Linked DNA regions of Homo sapiens: regions 1 and 3 are each linked to region 2. Evidence: chromatin contacts called from ENCODE Hi-C or POLR2A ChIA-PET data. All regions are on one chromosome and are shown on one strand. Each heading gives the region's core, a stretch centred on a gene start or an enhancer-like site at or near the end of the contact. The rest is flanking DNA. Distances are from core to core; before and after follow the strand shown. Region 1 overlaps SLIT1 (slit guidance ligand 1). Region 2 holds the start of TLL2 (tolloid like 2). Region 3 holds the start of CCNJ (cyclin J).

Region 1 (3,740 bases), core at 584-3,083, 500 kb before region 2:
TGACTTTCCCCCCAGGGTCGAGACTGTGAGGTGTCCCTGGACAGCTGTTCCAGTGGCCCCTGTGAAAATGGGGGCACCTGCCATGCACAGGAGGGCGAGGATGCCCCGTTCACGTGAGTTACCTGGAGGGGCAGGAGCCTGGTGAGTGCTGATGGGCCCAGCACCTGTGCCTCAGGGCCCTCCTCTCCATCAGGGATGGCCCAGGCCTCCTGTGCCCTGTGGGGAGGTGGAGGCGCACTGTCGGGGGCAGGCATGTACTCCAAATCATAGCCAGAGGGCTCTCCAAGCCCACCAGGCCAAGCCCTTCCTTGCGCAGATGCAGTGGGAGCACAGAGAGACCAGTGGATACCTAAGCCGCACAGCTCCCCAGCTCCAGGGTTGAGCAGGGCTTGGAGTGGGCTCTGCTGCCTCCTGCTCCAGGCCTTCTTCCTGCTCCTGCCAGGTGCCATGGGGGCCTTTTTGAAGGCACTCGGATTCCATGGCCAAAGCATATACAGTGCAGTGCCAAGGACCACAGCAGGGGTGTTTGAAATTCCTATAAATTTCCATTCAGGCCGTGCTCGGTGGCTCACTCCTGTAATCCCAACACTTTGGGAGGCCGAGGTGGGCAGATCACGAGGTCAGGAGTTTGAGACCAGCCTGGCCAACATAGTGAAACCCCATCTCTAATAAAAATACAAAAATTAGCTGGGTGTGGTGGCACGCGCCTGTAATCCCAGCTACTCCGGAGGCTGAGGCAGGAGAATCGCTTGAAACTGGAAGGCGGAGGTTGCAGTGAGCCAAGATCATTCCACTGCACTCCAGCCTGAGCAACAAGAGCGAAACTCTGTCTCAAAAAAAAAAAAAAAAAGAAAAGAAAATTTCCATTCACCCCAAAGCCTCCAATCTCCCTCGAAGAGCCTGCTCCTGACAGTGCTGCCTGCAGACAGGGCCCTGGCCAGCCTCCTCAAGCTGCCCCCTGAGCCCCTGAGACACAGCTGGGGCTGCCACTGGGTGGGTGAGGCCTGCCCAGAGGTGGGAGCCAAGGCCTGTTTGCTTTCTCTGGGGTCCCCCCATCTCATGAGTCACACTGGGCACTGTGGGAGGGGATAGCCCTCCGGCCCTGCCCTGAGCAGCCCATTTTCTGCTATTCAGTGAAGGGGCCAGCCCTAATGACCCCATCTCTTAAGTCCTTCCAGAGCTGACATCACAACGCAAGCGCCCTCCCACTGGCTGCTCCCCACAGGACCGCCCAATGAGCCCCACCCTCCCAGAGCTTTTCTGAGGAATACATAGTATTTAGTTGCTGAAAATAAATTGCTGGCGCAATACATTGGCTCTTCCGAAAATGATGTTGAATCTGGGGGCAGAAATGGCTGAGCCTGCCTCTGCATACCCAAATTACCAGATGTAAAAATGAATCACTAAATGGCCTCTCTTCCCCTGGTTGCCTTGGAAACGGCGTCCTTACACTCTGCACCCAGCCTCCTCGGGGCTTCGGTGAGCAACTCCCTGGGCGCGCCCTCCTCATTCCTGAGACGCCCCAGCTGGGGGCTGAAAGGACACCCCCTTCACCCTGAGATGGGGAGATGGGGCAGCCCCCTCACCTCACTGCCTTACAGAATGCGGGCTGCGGGAGTGGGCTCTCCAGGTGGAAAGGGGGTGCCTCCACGAGTTACCCCTCAACCCCAAGGCTCTCTGGGGCACCTGTTATCCCCTGACCTGTGTCTACTCCCGCTACCCTGCCCCAGCTCGTACCACAGGCCACTTTCTGAAATGTGAAACTGACCCTGTCACCCCAGCTTAAAACCCTGCTGCTGGTCCCCTCCAGCCTTCAGGGAAAACAGTTAACCACAGACCATTTCCTGCAATGGTGATTTGAATTCTTTTTACTCACAGACTCCCCAGATACATTCTAAAAACTATACACTCCCTCACACATCCTTAGATTGACAGCTAAAATTTTCATTTTAAGTTTTTCATTGCAAAGGAGGTAATTTTTCCAGATATTATAAATATTATTAACATTTAAGAATAAAACTATCACTTTATTTGGGAGGCTAAGGTGGAAGGGCCTTAAGACAAGTAGTTGGAGACTAGCCTGGGCAACATGGCAAAATCCCCATGGCAAAACCCATCTCTACAGACAATTAAAAATTAACCAGGTGTAATGGTGAATGCCTATAGTCCCAGCTTCTCAGGAGGCTGAGGAGGGAGGATCACTTGAGCTCAGGAAGTTGAGGCTGCAGTAAGCTGTGATCATACCACTGCACTCCAGTCTGGGCAACACAGTGAAACTGTCTCTAAAATAAAAAAATAAATTAAGCTTTAAAAATATGACATTAAATCACTCTTTTATCATTCTCCAATGCAATCTAAACAGCACATCATTTTGACACTTTTTTTTTTTTGAGACAGAGTCTCGCTCTGTCACCCAGGCTGGAGTGCAGTGGCGAGATCTCGACTCACTGCAACCTCTGCCTCCTGGGTTCAAGCAATTCTCCTGCCTCAGCCTCCCGAGTAGCTGGGACTACAGGCATGCACCACCACACCCGGCTAATTTTTGTATTTTTAGTAGAGACGGGGTTTCACCATGTTGGCCAGGCTGGTCTCAAACTCCTGACCTCAAGGGATCCACCCACCTTGGCCTCCCAAAGTGCTGGGATTACAGGCATGTGCCACCCCACGTGGCCAATTGGATACCATTTTAAAATGACACGAACAAGTTCTTCTTTAACAGTTAAACATTTTACCTTGTTCTTTTTTCTCCTCTAACTAGTATTTCCATTTTACTCCTTACCCTCCTGTCTTTTTTTTCTAACCAAATATATTTTTATGCTAGACTCTTTTCTTGAGTACTCTGCCATGCGTCTCTGTCCCCAACATGGGTACACGTAAGTTAAAACTTAAAGTTTTTTTCTTATTTCTCATCACCATAAGCCTCTGATTTAAAGTTTCTTTTGCAGCGAGTTATCCCTACAATAATTCGAAACAACATAACTGTATTATAGAATTGGATTGAAAATTATTACACATAGAAGGAAAATTTTATTGGACTGTATCTCTCTTAATGAGATGGATGGGTGCTTTTTTGTTCTTTTCTTCTCTCAGTTGGTTTATGGGTGAATGTTGCAGAATGAGAGAGGACACAGCGTTTGATCTTTTCCTGTTTTGTTTTTATAGATATAAATGCTGGGAAGTTTGTTCATGTAAATAAACTGGTGAGATTAGGAGTTTTATTATAGCCATGTCACTTAATTCTTTGAAAGCCCTCCCAGTTTTTATGCCAAATCTCCACAGTGACCTGTCATCAAGATTATTTTTAATGTTCTATCAGCTGACAGTTCTATGAGGCCTTCCTTCAATTACTTCCAGTGCACAGAACTGGAAACCTCTTGACTTAGATTGCATTTATTCATTCACTTTCTAAACATCAGGATTCCTAACTGCCCATTTATTTGGCACCTGGAAGCATGCCCACCTTTCTACCTGGAGGGCTTGTCCCATCACCCCCCAGTCTGTAAGGGCTGGGGCTGGGACAGATGCCACCTTTTTAGAGTTCTGAGCTGGGTCAATTTAGGGAAGAGCTCGTGCAGATATTTGAAGATCTGGAAATTAATTTCTTGGACCTCTCTCTGATCCACACACCCCTTGGAAAACCTTGGGTGCCCCAGGGGAAGGTGTATCTTGGTTTGAAAGTCACTGATCCCCAGGGCCCCTCATGACCAGGCTCCTGCTCACCGCAGCCCTTTGCTCACTGT
Region 2 (3,430 bases), core at 741-3,240:
TCTATCTTATGGTGTCCCTTTTCAATTATTCTTTTCTGATCTTTCTAGTGAACCAAATATTTTGTTGCCATTTATTGGTTGATAGCCAAAGTAGCAACTAAACTGGCCTTCTACTTTAATAACATAAAACTGTGCAGCTTGTTCATTCTTCAACACCACTGTCTTCAAAATATTTGGACAAAGGGTGTTGGTGAGAAGACCTGGCCACTACTCACCAGCTGGGCATTAGAGGTCATAAAAGCTCACAACCTCATTGCTTGCACAAGAGGTGGCCTCTCATGTCTATTTTCCAGAGGAATTCCCTTCTAATAAGGAAGCCAGTTGGTGGTTTGCCTAGTGCCATCTGGAGACCTGGAAGTGTCACAGAAGTTTGTTAGGCCTTTTAGATGTTGACTCTTTGGACTCGTCTACTGAGAGGTGATGACCTTCATGGGGGTGAATGCAGAGAGCTATGGCGTTGGGTTTGACTCCTGGCTTTCAGGCAGAAATGCATGCCATTCAACCCCCTCCCACTCCTTTGCCTATGCGCTGGCCACTTGGCCTTCCTGCCATTTGGTGGCATTTATCCTCTTCAAATTCCTTCCTTCCACCTGCCAGTTTCTAACCAGATCTTGCCCTGTCTGGCTCCATTCTGTATGTTATGTGCCCATTTGATGAAAACAGCATGAGGCAGGGTCAACATTGCATTTCTTTCTAAGAACGAGGACAAAATATGAGTAGCATCCTTCCAATAGTTAACTTTTAGCCCTTTACTTGTGTGAAGGACTTGTTATCCCAGTTGATAGATGAGAAGACAGATGACCATAAGTGCAAGAAATTCAGAGTTTGATGTGAAGCCCAGCTCTGGGCTCCCTGTTGACTATTTTGTCATTGATGTATGTGAAACCATGTGGAAATCCAAAAGGAAAGTTGTCCATTTTTCTGCTTGCAGTTTAAATTGAAAAAAGATTCTACTGGGCATGATGCAAAACATTTCTACACATACACATTTGTGTGTTATAGTTGACAGGGCCATTTTACTTGCATAAAAAGATCTTTGAAAAGCCTCACAGTAATAATACTTTTTATATCTCTAAATCAAAATGGCTCAGTTCTGAGAATTTTTACATTTTAGGTACAAAATAGAAGTGGGTTTCAAATAGCTCTTGATTAGTGTCATTATTTGGGCATATGTTTTTAATTGGCAAAAAAAAAACAGACTTCAGAAATTGGTCATTTTTATTCCATCAAGTTAACGGTGAGTGGCTTATTTAATAAAAACATGTCTGTAATTTAACACAAGTAGCACGTACAGCTGTTCATTTGTGTCTTTTTGACTGTGTGAAGCATCTTAGACGGTTTTACTGAAAGATAGGGTCACCGAGAGGGGAAATCTGTGGACTTAAATCTTTTTTCATTACCTATCGCCGGCCACTAGGTTAGGTTAGTTGCCGCCAGCAAGCGCCCTTCATGGCTCGACTAGGGAATGTGGAGAGAGCTGAGAGAATCGAAATCCTCGATTTTTTTTTCTTTGCTGAGAGGGACCTGAGAGACATTCACTCATCCCTGCAAAGAAGCAGCTGCCCGAATGCACATAGCCAGTTGGTAGTGACATGAATCCGTACACAGGGCTCCTGGTCCAGCGCTCCGAGTTCTAACCACTCTGGCCACGTGTGCATCGGGGAGTTGTAAAGTGAGTTATGGAAATAAAACAAGGCGAGAAGCCCAGTCCCGATCTTCAGGAGCAGCATTCTCGGGAGCCAGAGGCCGAGGTGGCGCCCCGGGCAGGCGCCTTAGGCTGGGTGGGTGCGGAGCTGGCCCCGGCCTTTGGCTCCAGCATCTTCACCTCGCTCGCCTGCCTCCGAAGTTGCGAAGGTGCCGGGAAGAGGAGGGGCCTCGCCTCGGGCGCCCGAGTGATTGGCTGCTTAGGGCCCCGGGCGAAGGCTGTGTGGTCCAGCCCTGGTGGAGAGGGGCGGAGCGGCCACTGCTCCAACCACCGCCGCCACCGCCACACTCGCAGCCGCCGCAGCCTCGGCCGCCGGGCAAGTAGCTCCGAGCGGCTGCTTCCCGGTTGCCTCGACGAAGACAGGGGGCGCCGCGCTCCGCTTGCTCCGCGCCTGAGCCATGCCCAGCAGCCCTGTGTAACCACCGAGTCCCGGCCGGAGCCGACCGACCCAGTGTGCGCCGTCTTTCGGCCGAGCTGAGCTTTCGTGCACGCAACTCCCTCTGCCCCAGCCGGCCCCGCGCCACCATGCCCCGGGCGACTGCACTTGGGGCCCTGGTGTCACTGCTGCTGCTGCTGCCGCTGCCTCGCGGCGCCGGGGGACTCGGGGAGCGCCCGGACGCCACCGCAGACTACTCAGAGCTGGACGGCGAGGAGGGCACGGAGCAGCAGCTGGAGCATTACCACGACCCTTGCAAAGCCGGTAGGTGCCGCCGCTGGGGAAGTCCCGCAGAAGTTTGCCTTTGAAATGCAAATGAGGTGGTGGGCAAGCCTGCACTACCGTCTATGGGGCGGGTCTCCCCTCCCCTCCCCTGAGATCCCCGGCTCCCCCGGAAGACAATGCCTCCGAGGAATTGCTTAAAAACCACTCCGAGGCTGGGATGTCCCGGCCCCAGGTTTGCGGTGCGCACCGGGGGGCGACAGCTGGCGCGTTCCCAAAGCGAATCAGAGCGGGTGCCAGAGGCCGAGAGGGCGCCCAGGGGCCGGGGTGGGTGCCAGGGCCGCCTGACAGCGAGTGGGCAGCACTGGCCACCGCCAGACGCTCCGGGCCGGAGCAGAAGAGCTGGACTGGGCGCGGCGCTCCGAGGCTCAGATGGAGTTCCTGGCTCCGATTTCACAGCATTTTTAAGTTTCGCGCAAAGTTTCCCAAGATCTGTGGTTACTCTTGGGAGATTTTAAAAAGAAAAGCGTCACAGCGGGCAAAAGGAAAGGGGTCGCCGAGGGAGAATGAGCAAGACTCGAATAGCCGGAAACTTCCCTGTAGCGGTACCGGCCTGAGGGTCGCTCTGGGCGGGCGGAGATGGAAGCCGGCAGGTGCTCTAATCCCTCCAGGAAGCGGCGCCCCAGGACGTACGGGCCTTTCGGGCGCAATCGCCGCCCGGGCGCTGCAGCTCCCGCTTCCTCGGGGCCACTGATCGGCTCGTGAGTCCTGAGGGGAGCGGCTTCCGAGCTGGAGTCGTTGAAGCGTTAGCCTCCGAAGGGCCAAGCGCATGTTCCAGCAAGCTGATGAGTGTGGGGCAGTTCCAGCACGGACAGAGGGGTGCTCACGCTCACGCTCCCAGGGAGATGCTGGGCTCAGAGGCTCGCACAGACGCTCCTGGCCCATGGCCAGTGTCCCGCGAGTAGTGGTGTTTATCTCCGGCTTTGTGGGGCCCCGTTTCACTTGGCGGTCGGCAGAGAAGAATGGGGAGGGAAGAGCGCGACCTCCACCCTCGGCGAGGCAGGTGC
Region 3 (3,326 bases), core at 713-3,212, 470 kb after region 2:
GAGACTGAATGTCAGAATTAGTTAAGTAGCATTTAGAAATCTCAGGCCTAGAAAAGGGTAACAATTTAAGTCAGAATTAGGTTTTCCAATCTACTTGACCTGGTCAGAAACTCAAGATAAAAGTTCATTATCATTCCAGGATCTCAACCCCAAGAGTCAGAATCCTTTTTATTGAAAGTCAGCTGTTTTGCTTCTTTCTCAATTTTCTACATTTAACAAATGGCTTTCTTTATCCAAGGTGAAACTGAGTTAAGCTAGAGATCATTTTGGATCTGGTCTCTCTTTTGGTTATCGAAGAGGCAGAAATGTCTCATTAATCTGCCTTGCCACATGCAGAGTAAAACCGTTACTTAATAGCAACAATACACAGACTTTGCTTTGTGTTGGAAAAGTATTTTTTTCCAATATCTATTAAGTCTACTTTCTGCCTTTGATATCAGCAGGAAGGGGCAGCCAACTCCCTCCACTTTAGGGCTTTTGAACAGCCCAAATCCTGAGGGGTAAGTGATAAGAAGTTATCACTTAGTGCTTACTATATACCAAGAGCAGTTTCTAAGCACATGTACGGTACTAACTTAAGTTTCACAATCGCCAGAATCATAAGGCACACTCATTATTCCTCATTTTACAGATGAGGAAATCAAGAAACAGAAATTTCACTTGTCCACGTCTCACGGCAAGTTAGCGGAAAGGCTGAGGAATTTATGTACAAAAGCGACTTAAACTGGCTGCATGCAACGGCAACTCTCGAACAAAGAGGGCTGTTCTGCCCAACAAAAATTCAGTGTATATATCTTTTAAAATACAAGATCAAATTCATGACCCACCTGGAAGCCAGAACGCCCCTTTCCACCTTCCCTGGCCCAACTACCATCTCCCTACTCATTCAGGTTGCAGGTTCTTTTGATACATCCCAGAGAAGGAGCCAAGAAGTTAATTAACCTTGAGCAAATGAGCAAACTCGCCTTTTCTGGCCCGGAAGATAGTGAGTAAAGAACCTGACTAGACCTTCTAGAGAGCCGAGATTCAGAACAACTGGCGCGACACACAGAAGGAGAAGGCAGGCCGGGCCTCGGAGTTACCTTGTAGCGAAGCGCTTGGTGAATATCGGCGGCCAGCTGTCCTCGCCACCACTGCCCCTCCAGCTCCATGGGACCCGGCGGCGCGCCCAGCCCGACGCGGCAACTCGAGTCTGTAAGACACACCCCAGGCGCGGTCACTGCCGGCTCCCCCGCGACCCTCTGCGCCCCCTCCCCGGGGGGTGTGACCTCAGGCCACCCGGTGTGGCTGCTCATCTTCACTTGACTCTTCCTCAACCCAGCCCGACCCGAGTCGTTTCCCCCAACGCCACACGCGAAGCCGGGTCTGCCCCCGCAGGAAGAGCCGAAGGACTCTGAGACTCACTGCTCGACTATGTGTCGGGCAAAAGGGGATCCACTCGGGCCCTGAGTTGCCAAAGCGCGGAGCCAGGTGCGAGCTCGGGAAGAGCTGGGGGAGGCCCGGCTGGGGCTCCCTGCGTCCGGGGCTGGAGTTCTCCCGCCCTCCCTGAGGAGCGGGGAGAGGTGACACGCTCATAGCCCCGCTGAGGGGAAACGCTCCCATGGCAAAGCCCGGGGGTGAGCGTCTGCCTGGCCGCGGGTCTCCGCATGGACGTCGGGAGCCTGCTCCTCCCCGGGAGCCCCGAGAAACGCACGTTCCGCGCGGCCTCAGAAAGGGGAACAAAAGGCCGGGCCAGCCAGGCTCTGCGCCTCACCCCGGGAGGGTCCGCTGCCCCACGCCTACCCCAGGCCTGCCGGGCCGCCCGGCCCCACGCTGGCTCCCTTACCCGGAACCGCGGCCCTCACAGCCCCAGCCCCGCCGTCGTGCGGCGGACGCCGGCCCCGCTCATGCTGCGGACAGTGGGCCGCTAAGCGCCGGCCTCAGCTAGAGCCCAGCGCCTGGACGCTCGCGCCGCCCATTGTTAAAGGACCGGCAGGCGGCTCCGCATACAAAGCCAGCGCGGGGGCACTTGAGGCCCCGCCGCTGCCAATCTCGTCTCGCGATACAGCGGGGTCGCCCCGAGCCGTCCAATTGGCGGCCGGGCCGGGCCCAGGTGCAGCGCCAGGCGGCGGCGCGGCGGCTCCCGCCTGGGTACGGTCAGCATCCCGCACGGCGCGGCGTGGCCTGGGCTGGCCTGGCGCTTCGGTTGCCGGGGCGCTCAGCCGCCACCTACTGCGAAGCCGGCCTGATCGCCGGCTGAGGTCGGCAGAGAGCGCCGGAGAAATTGTAAGGTGGATCACTGCAGTGACCAATCCAGTTAGGCCACTCACCTGCTGAGAACCTTCGATGGCTCCTCGATGCCCGCGGAGCAAAGTTCCGACGCCTCAGTTTGGCGTTTAAAAGTCTTCACGGCATGGATTCGGTTTACCTTACTTCACGTTGCACCAACCGCTTCCATCCCAGGGGCTGCTCCGTGGATCATCAGGCCCTCCAAATGTGCTTTAGCTGTTTCTGCAGCCCCTGAAGCGTTTTTTTTTTCCTGTGAAATTATGCTCTTTTTTTAAGTTCCACCTCAAACTCCACCTTTCTTCTAGAAACCTAATTAATCTCTTCCCCCTCCTTATTTTCGTTGCTGTAGGGATTCCCAAGAGCTTTGAATGAAGACATTTAAGATTACTTCTAGTAACCTTGCTTGTCAAACCCATGGTGGATGTAATTAACCATCTGTGCTCGTAAATCAGGAAACTGCAAAACTGTGAGAACACTCCGACGTCAATTGAGGTGATATGGGGGCTGAAATGTGATTAGAGGAAACCTAATCAATTGTATTTTAACCTCTTTGGTGGATTATCACAAAAGAGGTGGATGGTAACCCTAGGACAGTGAGACTGTCCACTTTTCTGAGACTGGAGATCAATCTCTTAATAGTAAAACGTAAATATTTTTAAAACTTCACCCCTTTTACTTTGAATCCTTTGTCCAAAAAGATACATGATGATAAAGAACTACTACAAAGTGATAAATACATTTTATGTGATTCTGGGTGGCATCTTCATTTGAAGATCATCAGCAGACATGTATATGAGCCGTACCCTATCCATAGACGATGCTTATACCCAGGAGAGCAGGCCCGCAGGAACCAAAGGCAAGAAAAGGGAAACTCAGAAGCTGAAGTTGGCAGATCCCGGCCTAACCCGACATAGTCCAGGGAGAAGGCTGCCCTGGCCTGTCTCTCAGTTGCAGGGTCCTCTAGAGTGAAGGTAGACACATCAGGCTAAAAGCTTCATGCCATTTTTAATGGCATTTAAATAGTGTCTACATCCTTGGGTTCCATTTCATGACTATTA

Evidence for each region. A loop is a pair of places that touch in the nucleus more often than their neighbours do. ChIA-PET counts read pairs that join two places held with the same protein, here RNA polymerase II (POLR2A). Pooled maps may share reads with other maps.
Region 1: a loop to region 2 is called in a pooled map, with 4 times the contacts of the local background. The contact joins the enhancer-like site here to the promoter of TLL2 in region 2. A Hi-C loop is called at or near these places in 2 of 37 single-sample maps with no recorded cell type and 5 of 50 pooled maps. POLR2A ChIA-PET finds 5 or more read pairs at or near these places in 1 of 52 experiments (activated naive CD4-positive, alpha-beta T cell).
Region 3: a loop to region 2 is called in a map of naive thymus-derived CD4-positive, alpha-beta T cell, with 2.9 times the contacts of the local background. The contact joins the promoter of CCNJ here to the promoter of TLL2 in region 2. A Hi-C loop is called at or near these places in 1 of 168 maps with a recorded cell type or tissue (naive thymus-derived CD4-positive, alpha-beta T cell), 2 of 37 single-sample maps with no recorded cell type and 9 of 50 pooled maps.

The regions. Positions count from the first base shown.
Region 1 is chr10:97,014,959-97,018,698 of GRCh38, reverse strand. It overlaps SLIT1 (slit guidance ligand 1), which reads left to right. Exons shown (of 37, transcript NM_003061.3): 28 at 16-113. Among named protein-coding and RNA genes, the nearest start is that of SLIT1-AS1, 86 kb to the left of the region's middle. Within about 2 kb of position 1,833, at least 3 of the 41 ENCODE cell types and tissues checked have a DNase peak (open chromatin) inside an H3K27ac peak, as active enhancers do.
Region 2 is chr10:96,512,486-96,515,915 of GRCh38, reverse strand. It overlaps TLL2 (tolloid like 2), which reads left to right and starts at 1,990. Exons shown (of 21, transcript NM_012465.4): 1 at 1,990-2,405. The coding sequence starts at 2,231. RefSeq lists enhancers at 2,140-2,209, 3,399-3,430.
Region 3 is chr10:96,042,219-96,045,544 of GRCh38, reverse strand. CCNJ (cyclin J) reads right to left here and starts at 1,962. Exons shown (of 6, transcript NM_001134375.2): 1 at 1,826-1,962; 2 at 1,083-1,192. The coding sequence starts at 1,151. The region is part of intron 2 of ENTPD1-AS1 (ENTPD1 antisense RNA 1); the gene reads left to right. RefSeq lists silencers at 1,682-2,251, 2,379-2,573.